Linked DNA regions of Homo sapiens: region 2 is linked to region 1. Evidence: read pairs that join two places in POLR2A ChIA-PET (ENCODE). Cell type or tissue: Caco-2. All regions are shown on one strand. Each heading gives the region's core, and the rest is flanking DNA. Links, peaks and the distances in the headings are about the cores only.

Region 1 (8,882 bases), core at 1-8,000:
CTCCCAAAGTGCTGGGATTACAGGCGTGAGCCACTACACCCAGCTCTGCTTAGTTTTTTGTTTGTTTTTGAGACAGACTCACTCTGTCGCCCAGGCTGGAGTACAGTGCCGTAATTACAGCTCACTGCAGCCCCTTGGGCTCAAGCAATCTCCCCACCTCCGCCTTATCAATAGCTGGGAGTACAGGCGTGCACCACCACACTCAATACACTCAGCTAATTTTTTATTTTTTGTAGAGACAGGGTCTCGCTGTGTTGCCCTGGCTGGTCCCCAACTCCTGGGCTCAAGCAATCCTCTCACCTTGGCCTCCCAAAGTGCTGGGGTTACAGGTGTGAGCCACCGCTCCTGCCTCCACCCGCTTAGTCTTGCTTTGTGCCGAGTGCGTCAACCACCACATGCGTCCACCTCCGGCTTCAGAGCCCTGCCCTGGAGCCCCAGCCATGTGCCTGCCAGGGAACCCTACCTCTCCCATGCAGCCTGGCCCACACACACAGCTCTGTCTGCTGCTCCACCTCCCCAAGCTCCATCTCTGGGTGTATCCCCTGCTCTGCCCCTGATCTCCAGCCCTCCCACACAGTCCACCCACTCGACCTACCGTCCAGCCAGTAGAGCCCCAAAACTGCTCCTGAAATCCCATCAGGTCCTGGATTCCAGGCCTCCCTGAAGCCCTGCCCACACAACCCAACACTCAGGCCCTTGCACAAGCCAAGCTTTCGCCCTCACTGACCCACTTCCTCCCAGACCCTGGCTAATTCTTTTTTTTTTTTCCTCTTCCCCCCCCCCTTTTTTTTTTTTTTTTTTTTTTTTTTGAGACGGAATCTTGCTCTGTCACCCAGGCTGAAGTGCAGTGGCCTGATCCCAGCTCACTGCAACCTCCTCCTCCTGGGTTCAAGTGATTCTCCTGCCTCAGCCTCCCAAGCAGCTGGGACCACAGGTGTGCGCCACCAAGCCCAGCTAATTTTTCTATTTTGTTGTGGAGATTGGGTTTCACCATGTTGCCCAGATGGTCTCAAACTCCTGGGCTCAAGCGATCCGTCCGCCTGGGCCTCCCAAGTGCTGGGATTACAGGCGTGAGCCACCGCGCCCGGCCAGCTCTAGCTAATTCTCACGTGCGCCCCAGCAGTGGCGCCCCGCGCTGGGAGACTTTGACTAGACGCCTCCCCACACACGCACACACCTCTTATCAGCCTGGTTGCCCTGTCGCGCCCGCTGATACCCTCGACCCCGCTTCCCGCTTCCTCTCCAGCCCGCGTGCAGGAGGAGATCGACCTCGTGGTGGGACGCGCGCGGCTGCCGGCGCTGAAGGACCGCGCGGCCATGCCTTACACAGACGCGGTGATCCACGAGGTGCAGCGCTTTGCAGACATCATCCCCATGAACTTGCCGCACCGCGTCACTAGGGACACGGCCTTTCGCGGCTTCCTGATACCCAAGGTGCGCTAGGCCTGGCAAACGACATCAGGCAACCTAAGAGGAGGCATCGCAGGCTCTTGCACTGGCAAGGAGTATCCCAGGCACTAGCCATGAACACCCCAGGCCTTAGCAACTGGCATCCCAAGCCCTAGCTACAGACATCTCAGACCCTTAAATCCAGAAGCTCAGGCCTTTGCCAGGACCCCATCTCATATCATAGTGGACTAGACCCCTTCACCATGACAAATCCCCTTCCTAGAACCCCTCCCTGGAAGCCCTGGGGTCTGGAACTTCATCTGGAGGATCCCCTGGGCCTAAACGCTATTCTCAGGGACCCCTCCTTTTCCCCAGAAACCCCACATCTGTTCCCACAAAGGTTGGGGGTTTCCCACATCCCTGCCAAAGTCCCCAATAATACAGCATATAGCACCCATCACTTGGAACCCTAGACACCCACACATATTTCCTTGGCCCCCGATTGAGTCCTATACCCACCTATACCCACCCCTTATCAAGTCCCCAGGACACCCAGCCCAATACAATGGAAAGGAGTTTGGGAGCCTCCCAGCCCTCCTACACTGCTAAGTCCACCTCCTCACCCACACAGGGCACCGATGTCATCACCCTCCTTAACACCGTCCACTACGACCCCAGCCAGTTCCTGACGCCCCAGGAGTTCAACCCCGAGCATTTTTTGGATGCCAATCAGTCCTTCAAGAAGAGTCCAGCCTTCATGCCCTTCTCAGCTGGTGAGGGCAGGAATCAGAGTCTTTCTGGCCCAATTTCTACCTACATTCCTCACCCTAATTCCACTTGCCAAATCCTCTCACTCCTTCCTTCCACCCATTCTCAGCTTTGGATGCACAGAGACATTCATTCCTCCTCTCAACTCTGCTCCTATAGGCAAGTAGTGACTAAAATCCTCGTGAAGCAAGGTGGGGAGGTTGATTAATAATTTAACTTGGGACTGGGCATGGTGACTCACACCTGTAATCCCAGCACTTTGGGAGGCTGAGGTGGGTGGATCGCCTGAGGTCAGGAGTTCGAGACCAGCCTGACCAATATGGTGAAACCCTGTCTCTACTTAAAATACAAAAATTAGCTGGGTGTGGTGGTGGGCGCATGTAGTCCCCGCTACTCTGGAGGCTGAGACAGGAAAATCACTTGAACCCAGGAGGCGGAGGTTGCAGTGAGCCGAGATTGCACCATTGTACAGAGAGAGACTCTGTCTCAAAAAAAATAATGATAATAATTTAACAGCCAGGGGCAGTTGCTCACACCTGTAATCCCAGCACTTTGGGAGATCTAGGCGGGCAGATTACCTGAAGTCAGGAGTTCAAGATTAGCCTGACCAACATGGTGAAACCCTGTCTCTACTAAAAATACAAAATTAGCCAGGAATGGTGGCACATGTTTGTAATCCCAGCTACTCTGGAGGCTGAGGCAGGAGAATCACTTGAACCCGGGAGGCGGAGGTTGCAGTGAGCCAAGATCATGTCATTGCACTCCAGCCTGGGCAACAAGAACAAAACTCCATCTCAAAAAATGAATAAATAATAATTATAATAATTATTATTTAACTTGGGCCAGGCACATTGGCTCACACCTGTAATCCCATCACTTTGGGAGGCTGAGGCGGGAGGATCGCTTGAGGCCAGGAGTTCAAGACCAGCCTGGACAACATGGCAAGACCCTTTCTCTACTGAAAATGTTAAAATTACCTAGATGTGGTGTGGTGTGCATCTGTGGTCCCAGCTACTTGGGAGGCTGAGGTGGGATGATCACTTGAGCTCAGGAGTTTGAGGTTACAGTGAGTATGATCATGCCACTGCACTCCAGTCTGGGCAACAGAGCGAGATCCTTTCTCTAAAATAAAAAATACTGACTAGCCAAAAATAAAAAATATATAAAAATTTTAAAAGAAAAAAAAATTGAACTTGGGAGTGGTCATTGTTTACCTCTCCACTGGGTGGCGCAGTTGAGGTGGTTCTAGGGGTTTTTGTTTTGTTTGTTTGTTTTTTGGCTTTCCTCTTTACCCTGCTGAAAAACTCCCTCTTTACTCAGTGGCAGGAAAAGAAAAAACAAAAAACTGGCATAATAATAGGTAACTTACCATATTGCCTACTGTGCGTCAAGTGCTGCCTCTACAAGAGCCCAGCTAAGAGCTTATGTTTTCCTCTGGGAATGTGTGGCCCAGATTCCAGCAGGGTTTGCATCCCATCTGTCACCCCCTAGCTGTGTTGCCTTGGGTATGTTACTCCACTTCTCTGTGCCTCAATGTCCACATCTATAAAATGGAGATAATACTAAGGCCTGCCTCTTGGAGTTGTTAGAATTAATTGCGATGTAATGCTCAGAGTAATGCATGGCCCATGGTAAGCTACTTACAGCCTCACTGCTTTCCCTGTGTTTACCATTCACAGCAGCCTCATGAGGCACTATTACTATCCCTCCTTTTATTTTTCTTTCTGAGACAGGGTCTTGCTGTCACCCAGGCTAGAGGGCAGTGGCACGATCATGGCTCACTGCAGCCTTGATCTCCTGGGCTCAAGTGATCCCCTCGCCTCAGCCTCCCAAGCAGCTGGGACTGCAGGCATGTGCCACCTTGCACATTTTTAAAATTTTTTTTGTAGAGATGGGATCTTGCTGTGTTGCCCAGGCTGCTCTCAAACTCCTGGGCTCAAGGGATCCTCTTCCCTCGGCCTCCGAAAATGCTGGGATTACAGGCCTAAGCCAGCACGCCCAGCCTTCATATCCCCATTTTAAATATCCAGAACGTGTGGTTTGTCCAGGATCACAAAACTAGTAGTGACAGGGCCAGGATTCGAACCCAAGCAGCCCAGGTCATTCCACTCCACAGTTTAAAGCATCTTTCCCAGTTCTTTACATGGGTGAATCTGTGACGTCCCCAGCTGCTGTCTTCCTTTCCTCTTATGTTTTCCTCTGGGAATGTGGGGTTGCAGCCTCTAACCTCATCTTATCTCACCGCCGCTCCCCATCCTGCCACCCCTGCAGGGCGCCGTCTGTGCCTGGGAGAGTCGCTGGCGCGCATGGAGCTCTTTCTGTACCTCACCGCCATCCTGCAGAGCTTTTCGCTGCAGCCGCTGGGTGCGCCCGAGGACATCGACCTGACCCCACTCAGCTCAGGTCTTGGCAATTTGCCGCGGCCTTTCCAGCTGTGCCTGCGCCCGCGCTAACGCCCCGGCCCTTCCAGATTCGCCTGTGAGCGATGAGGCCCGCCCATGCGGGTTGCTACGTCCCCTTCTTGGTCCACAGTCTGCCCTCATCCCTCTGGCAGTCACGCTGTCTTCCCTGCATGCTGTGCCTGCCGCGTGCCCTTCCCCCATCCCTCCAATCTGTGCCCCGTCTGCAGGGCAGAGGCAGATGTGGCATGTCTTTTTGTACCCACAGAGCTTGTTCTATGGCACGCCCTTTTCTAGGCTTTTTGTATCATTTCTTAGTACATTGTAATAGATTCAAACCAGTCTTGGCTGAATTAAAGTGAGAATGAGAGTCATTTAGGATGGGGAGAAGGGAGCTGGCTGCAGAGATGGAGACACTGGCTAGTTTTGCCCTCACCTTTAGGGTGGCTAGGGTGGGACAAATTGTATCCTGGAGACAGGCTTGAAGGTAAAGGCTGCGAGGACCTGAAGCCAGAGAGGCAGAGAAACCAAGACAGAGAAAAAGGCAGCAGGACCAGGTGAGGTGGCTCACACCTGTAATCCCAGCACTTTGGGAGGCTGAGGCGGGAGGATCGCTTGAACCCAGGAGTTTGAGACCGGCCTGGCAACAGAGTGAGGCCTGACTCTACAAAAAGTCAAAAAGTGGGGCAGGAGGATTGCTTGATCCTGGGAGGTCGAGGCTGCAATGGGGTATCATTGCGCCACTGCATTCCCGCCTGGGAGACGGGAGTGAGACCCTGTCAGAAGAAGAAAGAAAAAAGAAGAAGGAGAGGGAGAGGGAGAGGGAGGAGGGGGAGGAGGGAGAGGAGAGGAAGAAGAAGAAGAAGAGGAGGAGAAGGAAGAAGGAGACAGCAGCGAGATATCAGAGAGAATATGCAAGAGATGAAGGGCACTGCAGAGAGATGGAAGCAGGGCAAAGTGAGGCTAAGGAACAAGCACTGACACTAAATGACACTCCCTATTTGCACGCTGTTCTGAATGCCTCATTAAGTCTCCCTATGAGGCAAAGCCATGTTTTTTGCTTTGGTTTGATTTGGGAGGTTTTTTTTCTTTCTTTCTTTCTTTCTTTTTTCGAGACAGAGACTCGCTCTGTTGCCCAGGCTGGAGTGCGGTGGCGCGATCTTGGCTCACTGAAACCTCTGCCTCCCTGGTTCAAGTGATTCTCCTGCCTCAGCCTCCTGAGTAGCTGGAACTACGGGCATGTGCCACCACTCCCGATTAATTTTTTGTATTTTTAGTAGAGACAGGGTTTTACTGTGTTAGATAGGATGGTCTCAATCTCCTGACCTCGTGATCCGCCCACCTCGGCATCCCAAAGTGCTGGGATTACAGGTGTGAGCCACTGTGCCTGGCCTGTTTGTTTCTTTTATAGGCAGGGTCTCCCTCTGTTGCCTAGGCTGGAGTGCAATGGCACAATTCAAGGCTCACTGCAACCTTGAACTTCTGGGTTCAGCTGATCCTCCTGCTTCTGTTTCAGACCACCAAATAGCTGGGACTACAATCACCGTGCCTGGCTAATTTTTTTTTTTTTTTTAATCTTTAGTAGAGACAGAGTCTTGCAGTGTTGCCTAGGCTGGTCTTGAACTCCCGAACTAAGGCGATCCTCCCACCCAAAAAGCACTGGGATTACAGGCATGAGCCACCACACCTGGCCACAAAGCAGTATTATTATCATGTTTTTACAGATGAGCAAACTGAGGCTCAGAGAGGTGAAGTGAGTTGCCCAAGGTCACACAGAAACAGGCAGAGCTGGGATCTAAATTCAGACTCTGAGGCTACAGACACTGCACTTCTTTTCTTTTTTCTTCTTCTTTCTTTTTTTTTTTTTTTTTTCTTCCAAGAGAAGCTGTCACTCTGTCTCTCAGGCTGGGATGCAATGGCATAATCACAGCTCACTGCAATTTCAACCTCCCAGGCTGAAGAGATCCTTCCACTTTAGCTTTCTGAGTAGTTGGGACTACAGGCTGCACCACAACCACACCTGGTTAATTTGTTTTTATTTTTATTTTTTGAGTTATTTTTTGAGACAGAGTCTTGCTCTGTCACCCAGGCTGGAGTGCAGTGGCTCAATCTCAGCTCACTGCAACCTCCACCTCCTAGGTTCAGGCAATTTTTGTGCCTCAGCCTCCTGAGCAGCTGGGATTACAGGTGCCCGCCACCACACCCAGCTACCTTTTTTTTTTTTTTTTTTTTTTGTATTTTTAGTAGAGACAGGGTTTCACCATGTTGGCCAGGCTGGTCTCGAACTCTTGGGCTCAGGAGATCCACCCGCCTCAGCTTCCCAAAGTGCTGGGATTATGGGCGTAAGCCACTGCACCCAGCTGCTAATTTTTTTATTTTTAATTTTTGTAGAGGCAGTCTCACTATGTTGCCCAGGCTCGTCTCGAACTCCTGGCCTCAAGTGATCCTCTAGCCTCAGCCTCCCAAAGTTCTGGACAACCCGTGCACACCACCATGCCCTACTCAGACACTGCACTTCTAACTACTACCTTTTAATTCACAAGTCAGAGACCCAGAAAGAAAGAGGCAGACACCCTTAAATACAGAGAAGAGCAGAGAAACACAGACACTAAGATATGGGAGGCAGGGGGAATCGAGAGAGAGAATGGAAAGAAACAGAGAAATGACCAGAGAAAGACAGATGAGCAATGACAGTGGGAGTTCCGAGGACTGAGGCTCCCTCCCTCAATCCCCAGCCCCTCTTTTCTTTTTTTTCTTTTTTCTTTTCTTTTTTTTTTTTTTGGACAGAATCTTGCTCTGTTGCCCAGGCTGGAGTGCAGTGGCATGATCTCAGCTCACTGCAACCTCCACCTCCAGGGCTCAAGTGATTCTCATGCCTCAGCCTCTCGAGTAGCTGGGATTACAGGCACGTACCACTATGCCCAGCTAATTTTTGTATTTTTAGTAGAGATGGGGTTTCACCATGTTGGCCAGGCTCGTCTCGAACTACTGGCCTCAAGTGATCTGCCCACCTCAGCCTCCCAAAGTGCTGGGATTACAGGCATGAACCACTGCACTAGGCCCTCCCACCCTCTCACTGAAATTCTCTGAAATTCTCCCGTTTGGAGTGACGATAGCAACCCCAGGCATGTACCCTCCCAACCTGGGACCCGACCTAATACCCTAACATCCTGCTGACAGTGGCTGTTTTTGCGGGGCAGGCGTCCCAAAGCACATCAAGCCAGATTCAAGCAGAGTGGAACTGGCCCCTCAGCCATCAGTGGAGGTGGCCTGAGAGGCTCTACCCTAAACGGGGTCTCCCCAAGGCGATGCAGAAACTGGGACATGCTCTGCTGAGCATGGGGCTTACTGGAGTGAGGCTTATAGGCAGTCCCCACATGGGGATTAAGGTGTCAGCTCTTTAATCCCCTCACTGTTCCCATCACAGGCTGACCAGAGTCGGCCCCAGGGCCCAGCCAGGGACACAGAGGTTGGGGGAGAGAGGGAGACACAGAGAGACTCAGAGGTCCTGAGAAAGACAGGCAGAGAGAGATGATGCAGAAAAACACCTGGAGACACTGAAAAGAGATGGAGAGGAAAAGGAAGAGACAGATAACGCAGGGATGGCAGAGAAATCCTGGAAAACAGAGACCGGGAGGAGAAAGACAGCCACTGAGAAAAGGGAAAGACAGCGATGTCCAGAGAGAGGAAAGACAAAGATAAATAAAGAGAACAGAAATGAAGAGAGATAGAGAGACCTGAGAGAAAAAGAAAAAGGGAGGAAAAGAAAGAGAGAAACAGAGAAATCCAGTCTAATTACAAAGAGATAGAAACACCAAGGCGGGAGGATCACTTGAGCCCAGGAGTTTGAGACCAGCCTGGGCAACATAACGAGACCTGGTCTCTATAAATATTTTAAAAATTAGCTAGGCATGGTGGCACGCACCTCTAGTCCCAGCTACTTGGGAGGCTCAGGTGGGAGGATCACTTGAGCCCAGGCAGTCATGGCTGCAGTGAGCTGTGATGGTGCCACTGCACTCCAGCCTGGGCAACAGAACAAGACAGATGGAAGGGAAGGGAAGAGAAGAGAGAAGAAGAAAGGGAAAAGAGGGGAGGGGAGGGAAGAAAGAGGCTGGGCACGGTGGCTCACGACTGTGATCCTAGCACTTTAGGAGGCTGAGGCAGGAGGATTGCTTGAGACCAAGAGTTGAAGACCAACCTGGCCAACTTAACAAGACCCCATCTCTATAAAAAAACAAAGAGAGGTAGGGAGGAAGAAAAATTGGGCATTCATTCAACAAACATTTACTAAGTGCCTACTGCTGTGCTGAGCGCTATTTTAAGTGC
Region 2 (8,920 bases), core at 880-8,879, 360 kb before region 1:
AACAGAAAGGAATTTAATACAGGAAACTTGGTGCTGCTGAAATCATGGGGCGTGTGGGTGGTAGGAGTGGCGGTCTGGGTTTGAGACTCTTGAGTTCGAGTTTGCAGCCCCCGAATGAGCTCCTAGCTAGAGTTCAGCGGGATGCCACTCTGGCTTCCGGCAGTGCCTGGACTCATTTGGTCACTCCTGGGAAGCTACTGACTTGATGCTGGTATGAGGGGTGTGGCCGCCTCACACACAGGTGATCTACTTTCCTGGCCAGTGGCCAGCCAGGAGCTTCAGGCAGGTGCCTGACCCCAATTCCCCTGCAGTGTCTAGCTGCAGGGAAGTCTAGGATATGTGACTTCTGGCTGTACAGCCACAAACCCAGCTGCAGCTCTGGATTAGAAAGGGAGATTGGGCAGGGTGGCTCACGCCTATAATCCCAGCACCTTGGGAGGCCGAGGTGGGCAGATGACGAGGTCAGGAATTCCAAACCAGCCTGACCAACATGGTGAAACCCCGTCTCTATTAAAAATACAAAAAAAATTAGCTGGGCATAGGGGTGCGTGCCTGTAATCCCAACTACTCAGGAGGCTGAGACAGGAGAACTGCTTGATCCCAGGACGGGGAGGCTGCAGTGAGCCAAGATTGAGCCACTCCACTCCAGCCTGGGCCACAGAGCGAGACTCAAAAAAAAAAAAAAAAAAAAAAAAGGTTGAGTCAGGCGTGGTGTCTCACACCTGTAATCCCAGCACTTTCGGAGGCCGAGGCGGGCGCATCACCAGCGGCCAGGAGTTCAAGACAAGCCTGGCCAACATGGAGAAACCCCATCTCTACTAAAAATACAAAATTAGCCAGGCGTGGTGGTGTGCTCCGGTAATCTCAGCTACTTAGGAGGCTGAGGCAGAAGAATCATTTGAACCCAGGAGGCGGAGGTTGCAGTGAGTCAAGATCGTGCCATTGCACTCCAGCCTGGGTGACAGTGAGACTCCGTCTCAAAAAAAAAAGGGAAGGGAGATTGGTTGGGGGGACCATCCTTAGGAGTTTGTCACATCCCTGTCCTGGGGAATTTTAAATTGACCAAAAATAATATGCACATGGCCCGGTGCTGTGACTCACGCTTATAATCCTAGCACTTTGGGAGGCCGAGGTGGACAGGTTGTCTCAGCTCAGGAGTTCAAGACCAGCCTGGGCAACATGGTGAAACCCCATCTCTATTAAAAATACAATAAATTGGCCAGGCGTGGTGGTTCATTCCTGTAATCCCAGCACTTTGGGAGGCCGAGGTGGGTGGCTCACCTGAGGTCAGGAGTTTAAGACCAGCCTGGCCAACATGGTGAAACCCCGTTTCTACAAAAATACAAAAATCAACCAGGCACGGGTGGCGGGTGCCAATCCCAGCTACTCGTGAGGCTGAGGAGGGAGAATCGCTTGAACCCGGGAGGTGGAGATTGCAGTGAGCCAAGATCACGCCATTGCACTCTGGCCTGGGCAACAGCAAGAATCTGTCTCAAAAAAAAAAAATTAGCTGGGCATGGTGGTACACACTTGTCCCAGCTACTTGGGAGGCTGAGGCATAAGAATTGCTTGAACTTGGGAGGCAGAGGTTGCAGTGAGCCGAGATTGCACCACTGCACTCCAGCCTGGATGACAAAAAGAGTGAGACTCCATCTCAAAAAAAAAAAAAAAAAAAGTGTGTGTGTGTGTGTGTGTGTGTATATATATATATATGCGCATGCGCATATTACTTAAGACCCTTTCTCACACCAGGTACATGGAAAAAGGCAATCTTTTGGCAAAAAGTAGATCTACCACTAAATACAGTAGGCCAGGTGCGGTGGCTCACGCCTGTAATCCCACCACTCTGGGAGCCAAGGTGGGCAGATGACGAGGTCAGGAGATCGAGACCATCCTGGCCAACATGGTGAAACCCTGTCTCTACTAAAAATACAAAAATTAGTTGGGCGTGGAGGCGCGTGCCTGTAACCCCAGCTACTTGGGAGGCTGAGGCACGAGAATCGCTTGAACATGGGAGGCGGAGGTTGCAGTGAGCCGAGACTGCACCACTGCAATCAACCAGCCTGGTGACAGTGAGACTCTGTCTCAAAATAAATACATACATACATGAATACAGTAAAACATACTAAATTTTTCCTTGTTTTTTGAGATGGAGTCTTGCTCTGTTGCCCAGGCTGGAGTGCAGTGGCATGATCTGAGCTCACTGCAACCTCCGCCTCCCAGGTTCATGCGATTCTCCTGCCTCAGCCTCCTGAGTAGCTGGGACTCCAGGCACCCGTCACCATGCCTGGCTAATTTTTTTTTTTTTTTAAGGCGGGGTTTTGCTCGTCACCCAGGCTGGAGTGTAGTGGCGCGATTTCTGCTCACTGCAATCTCTGCGTCCCGATTCTCCTGCCTCAGCCTCCTGAGTAGCTGGGATTACAAGTGCATGCCACCACACCTGGCTAATTTTTGTATTTTTAGTAGAGACAGGGTTTCACCATATTGGCCAGGCTGGTCTCCAACTCCTGACCTGGTGATCTGCCTGCCTTGGCCTCCAAAAGTGCTGGGATTACAGGTGTGAGCCACCGCGCCCGGGCTTTTTTTTTTTCTTTTTTGAGACAGAGCCTCACTCTGTCACCCAGGCTGGAGTGCAATGGCATGATCTTGGCTCACTGCAACCTCCGCCTCCTGGGTTCAAGCAATTCTCCTGTCTCAGCCTCCTGAGTAGCTGGGACTACAGGCACCCGCCACCATGCCCGGTTAATTTTTGCATTTTTATTAGAGACGGGGTTTCACCAAGTTGACCAGGCTGGTCTCAAACTCCTGACCTCAAATGATTCACCCACCTCGGCCTCCCAAAGTGCTGGAATTACAGGCGTGAGCCACTGTGCCTGGCTAAACATACTAAATTCTTATTTTCCTGCCAAGGCTCTAGGCCCAATCCTGCTCATGCCCTGCTCTCCCTGTTCACGAGGAATGTCAATATTAAAAGCAGTGAAGATACAGGGCACCCCATGCAGACCTCCTCCACTTGTGATGGGAAAGATGGGAACGACAGGAATTGCCCTCTGCAGTAAATGACGTTTATTGCTGACAGGCAAGGGGAAACATCTCGCCCACCATACTGGCAACCACAGGCCTACTGGCTATTAAGTATGTGCGTTCCGTGGTCAGCTGGTCCTGGTTTCTGCTTTCTGGGGACTTCATAGCTGTTAGCCCATGGGCAGTTGATGTCCCCAGTCTGAGTTTTGTTTACTTCCTGTGTAAAGAGTAGTCCCTCTATATTAATACCATGATGATGTTTGTACTCATTACCCATCCCCTAGCACACACTCTCTCCCTTTCAGTCACTTAGCAAGCACTCAATAAGTTCAGCAAATATTTGCTGGGTACCTATTGTGTGCTGCATACTTTTGTAGGGACAAGGTATGCAGTGATTAATAAAATAGAGAATTTCCAGTATTGTGTTGTGATGAAAACAAAACTGATGTGGTGGGGCCAGCATACTGAGAGGCCGAGGTGGGAGGGTCGCTTGAGGCAAGGAGACCAACCTGGGCAACAAAGTGAGACCTCATCTCTACAAAAAAAAAAAAAAAATTAAAAATTAGCCATGAGTGGTGGCATGCTAGTTGGGAGCCTGACCCAGGGGGTTCACTGGAGCCCAGTTCAAGGCTGCAGGGAGCTATGATGGTGCCACTGCACTCCAGCCTGGGTGACAGAGTGAGACCCCATCTCCAAACAAAAAACAACCTAGGCTGGGCCAGGCACAGGGGCTCACACCTGTAATCCCAGCGCTTTGGGAAGCTGAGGTGGGTGGAACACTTCAGATCAAGAGTACGAGACCATCCTGGCCAACATGCTGAAACACTCTCTCTACTAAAAATACAACAACAGCCGGGCGCAGTGGCTCATGCCTGTAATCCCAGCACTTTGGGAAGCCGAGGCGGGCGGATCACGAGGTCAGGAGATCGAGACCATCCTGACTAACCCGGTGAAACCCCGTCTCTACTAAAAATACAAAAAAATTAGCCGGGTGTGGTGGCGGGCGCCTGTAGCCCCAGCTACTTGGGAGGCTGAGGCAGGAGAATGGCGTGAGCCATTCGGGAGGTGGAGCTTGCTGTGAGCCGAGATCGCGCCACTGCACTCCAAAATCCAGCCTGGGCGACAGAGCAAGACTCTGTATCAAAAAAACAAACAAACAAAACAACAACAACAACAACAAAATTAGTTAGACGTGGTGGTGCATGCTTGTAATCCTAGCTACTTGGGAGGCTGAGGCAGGAGAATCACTTGAACCTGGAGGTGGAGGTTGCAGTGAGATGGAGGTGCAGTGGCACTGCACACTCCAGCCTGGGTGACAGAGCAAGACTCCAAAAAAAAAAAAAAAATCCTGATGTGAAGCGGGTGATGGGGTTGGGAACAGTAATGAGTGGTCCAGAAAACCCTTCTGAGAAGGTGCATTTGAGCTGAGCTCATGGTGCTTGGTGTTGGGTTTGTAGACATGGCACAGACCTAGTCTTCATCCCTGACAAACTCTTCCCTGGCCCCAAGCCTGTGTGTGTCCATCCTCTTCTAAAAAAAGCTTGGACTTGCCAGTCTAGAGGTGAGGGTCCCTGGGAGCAACGTGGACCCTCTGGAGAAGGACGCTTAGCCTGTGGATCTCCGAAGCACACTTTGGAGGTGAGAGATGAAAAAAAAGAGGCCGGGCACGGTGGCTCACCTCTGTAATCCCAGCACTTTGGGAGGCTGAGGTGGGCAGATCACTTGAGGTCAGGAGATCGACACCAGCGTGGTGAATATGGTGAAACCCGTCGCTACTAAATATACAAAAATTAGCCAGGCATGGTGGCACGTGCCTGTAGTCTCAGCTACTTGGAGGCTGAAGCAGAATTGCTTGAACCCGGGAGGCGGAGGTTGCAGTAAGCCGAGATCATGCCACTGCACTCCAGCCTGGGCGACAGAGTGAGATTCTGTCTCAAAATTTTAAAAAATTAAAAAAAAAAATTGTGCTTCTCAGTGGCCCTGCTCCTGTGGCTGCAATATGGAGGAAGAGTACAAAGGGTGGGTACAAAGACTGGCCTCTGTCTTGCTGTTGGGAAATCCAGCTGCCACGTTGTGAGCTTGTGTCTGGAATTGGTTCCTTCTGGTGGGTTCTTGGCGTCGCTGACTTCAAGAATGAAGCCATGCACCCTCGCAGTGAGTGTCACAGTTCTTAAAGATGGTGTGCCTGGAGTTTGTTCCTTCAGATGTTCAGATGTATCTGGAATTTCTTCCTTCTGGTGGGTTTGTAGTCTATGCTGAGTTCAGGAGTGAAGCCACAGACCTTCGCGGTGAGTGTTACAGCTCATAAAGATAATGTGGACCTATAGAATGTGCAACAGCAAAATTTATTGCAAAGAGCAAAAGAACAAGGCTTCCACAGCATGGAAGGCGCCCTGAGCCAGTTGCAGCTGCTGGCTAGGGTGGCCTGCTTTTATTTCCTTATTTGGTCCCACCCACATCCTGCTGATTGATCCATTTTACAGATAGCTGATTGGTCCATTTTACAGAGTGCTGATTGGTCTGTTTTACAGAGTCTGATTGGTCCGTTTTTACAGAGAGCTGATTGGTGCGTTTACAAATCTTTACCTAGACACAGAGCGCTGATTGGCGTGCTTACAATCCTTTAGCTAGACACAGAGCGCTGATTGGTGCATTTACAATCCTTTAGCTAGACAGAAAAGTTCTCCAAGTCCCCTACCTGATTAGCTAGACACAGAGCACTGATTGGTGTGTTTACAAACCTTTAGCTAGACACAGAGTGCTGATTGGTGCATTTACAATCCTTTAGGTAGACAGAAAAGTTCTCCAAGTCCTCACCGGCCCAGAGGCCCAGCCATCTTCACCTCTCAAGCTGTCTGTAGAGGTCCACGTGTCAAGAAAACTGAGGACAGAGGCCCTCAGTCCAGTTCCCACAAGCAACTGCATCTCCCCAACAGCTGCCTGAATGAGTTTGGAAGCAGTCCTCCCACCATTCAGCCTTCAGATGAAACTGCACCCCTGGCTGACAGGCTGATTGCAGCCTTATAGCAGACCTTAAGCCTGAGACATTCGACCCACAGAAAAGGTGATAATTTTGGTCTTTTTTTTTCTAAACAGGTTCTTGCTCTAGAGTGCAGTGGCACGATCATGGCTCACTGCGGCCTCTACATCCTGGGTTCAAGTGGTCCTCCCACCTCAACCTCCTGAGTGGCTGGGACTACAGGTTTGTACCACCATGCACAGCTAGTTTTTCTCTTTTTTTCTTCTTTTTGTAGGTACAAGGGTCTCCCTGTGTTACTTAGGCTGGTCTCAAATTCTTAGGCTCTAGCAATCCTCCTGTCTCAGCCTCCCAAAGTGTTGGGATTACAGGCATGAGCCACTGCACTGGGGCAATGTTGGTCTTAGGCTAATTATGCAGCAGGAGATACATGCACTGTGCTTTGGGAATTGAAGTCACTTCTATTTCTTTGTGGCTTCATCAGTAATATGGGGCAGGGGGCACGGTTCCCACAGCTGATTCTTGAGTGTTCTTTCTGAGTATCCTTAATACTTCACACACTATCATATATCTGAACTTTGTTCATTGATTATCTCCCCTTTAATTTTCATTCCTTGATGAATCTCCAGGGTCTGGATTAAGTCCTAGGATACTTTATGTACTCATGAAATCTTCAATGAATGAAGAAATGATTTTTTTTTTTTTTGAGACAGAGTCTCACTCTGTCACCCAGGCTGGAGTGCAGTGGCATGATCTTGGCTCATTGCAACCTCCACCTCCCAGGTTCAAGCAATTCTTCTGCCTCAGCCTCCTGAGTAGCTGGGACTACAGGCATGCGCCACCATGCCTGGCTCATTTTTGTATTTTTCAGTAGTGACAGGGTTTCACCATATTGGCCAGGCTGGTCTTGAACTCCTGACCTCAGGTGATCCACCCACCTCAGCCTCCCAAAGTGCTGGGATTACAGGTGTGAGCCACTGCATCCGGCGGATTTTTTTTTTTTTTTTTTTGAGACAGGGTCTCACTCTCTCGTTCAGGCTGGAGTGCAGTGGCGTGATCTTGGCTCACTGCAGCCTCCACCTCCCAGTTTCAAGTGATTCTGGTTCGGCCTCCCAAGTAGCTGGGACTACAGGTGTGTGCCACCATGCCTGTCTAATTTTTGTATTTTCACCACGTTGGCCAGGCTGGTCTCAAAACTCCTGACCTCAAGTGATCCGCCTGCCTCAGCCTCCCAAAGTGCTGGGATTACAAGAGTGAGCCACCATGTCTGGCCTGAATGAAGAAATAATTTTTTAAAGAGTGTTTTAAAGTGGGGCCGGGTGCGGTGGCTCACACCTGTAATCCCCACACTTTTGGAGGCCAAGGTGGGTGGGTCACTTGAGGTCAGGAGTTTGACACCAGCCTGACCAACATGGTGAAACCCCATCTCTACTAAAAATACAAAATTAGCTGGGCATGGTGGCAGATGCCTGTAATCCCCGCTACTTGGGAGGCTGAGGCAGGAGAATCACTTGAACCCGGGAGGGGGAGGTCACAGTGAGCTAAGATCGTGCCATTGCACTCCAGCTTGGGTGACAAGAGCGAAACAATGTCTCAAAAAAAAAAAAAAAAAAAAAGAAATTGCATTTCAAAGCCAGGTGCAGTGGCTCACACTTATAGTCACAGCTACTTAGGAGGCTGCGGTGGGAGAATAGCTTGAGCCCAGTTGTTCAAGGCTGAGTGAGCTGTGATTGTGGCACTGCACTCTAGTCTGGGTGACAGAGTGAGACCCTGCCTGTAAAAAAAAAAAAATCTTTCAGGCCAGACGCGGTGACTCACTCCTATAATCCCAGCACTTTGGAACGCCGAGGCGGGTGGATCACCTGAGGTGGGGAGTTCGAGACCAGCCTGGCCAACATGGACAAACCCTGTCTCTACTAAAAATACAAAAATAGCCGGGCATGGTGGCACATGCCTGTAATCCCAGCTACTCGGGAGGCTGAGGCAGGAGAATTGCTTGAACTCGGGAGGTGGAGGTTGCAGTGAGCTGAGATTGTACCACTGCAATATGAGACTCCATCTCAAAGAAAAAAAAGAAAAAAAAAAAAAGATAGCATAGCAATGGCTGTGGGCCTGGATACAAGTCTTAGCCTCTCCACTTCTCCACTTCCTGGCTCTGTAAGCCTTAGACAAGTTCCTTAACTCCACACTTCCATTTCCATGTAACAAGGGGTTATAGGCCAGGCATTGGTGGCTCATGCCTGTAATCCCAGTGCTTTGGGAGGCCAAGGCGGGAGGATACTTGGGGACAAGAGTTCAAGACCAGCCCAGGCAGCACAGTAAGACATTGGCTCTAGAAAAATAAAAATAAAAGAAATCATCCAAGAATGGTGACTTGCCTACTATTCTACTCGAGAGGCTGAGAGGGGAGGATTTCTTGAGCCCAGGAGTTTGAGGATGCAGTGAGCTATGATCACATCACTGTACTTCAGCCTGAGCAACAGCAAGATCCTGTCTCAAAAAATTAAATTAGGCTGGGCTTGGTGGCTCATGCCTGTAATCCCAGCACTTTGGAAGGCCATGGTGGGCAGATTGCTTGAGCCCAGGAGTTTGAGACGAGGCTGGGCAACATGACGAAACCCCGGCTCTACCAAAAAATACAAAAAATTAACTGGGCATAATGGTACATGTCTGTGGTCCCAGCTACTCGGTAGGCTGAGGTGGGAGGAATGCTTGAGCCCAGGAAATAGGGGCTACAGTGAACCAGGATCATGCCAGTGCACTCCAACCTGGGCAACAGAGCAAGACTCTACCTCAAAATAATTATTTAAAAAAATGGATTAATTGGGCATAGGTGGCTTGTGCCTGTAGTCCCAGTTACTCAGGAGGCTGAGGTGGGAGGATTGCCTGAGTCTAGGAGGTTGAGGCTGCAGTGAGCCG

What was found. Peaks named below come from ENCODE experiments on the same cell type or tissue, not always from the same donor. Only the 100,000 strongest peaks of a DNase experiment are listed, where the experiment ranks them.
Region 2: POLR2A ChIA-PET joins it to region 1 with 12 read pairs; 3 of 35 experiments call an interaction of 5 or more read pairs at or near these places.

What each region holds. Positions count from the first base shown.
Region 1 is chr19:41,123,473-41,132,354 of GRCh38, forward strand. It overlaps CYP2F1 (cytochrome P450 family 2 subfamily F member 1), which reads left to right. Exons shown (of 10, transcript NM_000774.5): 8 at 1,247-1,434; 9 at 2,021-2,162; 10 at 4,429-4,909. The coding sequence ends at 4,610. Among named protein-coding and RNA genes, the nearest start is that of CYP2F1, 13 kb to the left of the region's middle. In Caco-2, for the core only: a CTCF peak has its summit at 3,397 (motif pointing right); a DNase peak (open chromatin) is centred at 4,529.
Region 2 is chr19:40,765,838-40,774,757 of GRCh38, forward strand. No RefSeq gene overlaps it. Among named protein-coding and RNA genes, the nearest start is that of MIA, 5.2 kb to the right of the region's middle. In Caco-2, for the core only: no CTCF peak of the experiment used is centred there; a DNase peak (open chromatin) is centred at 5,544.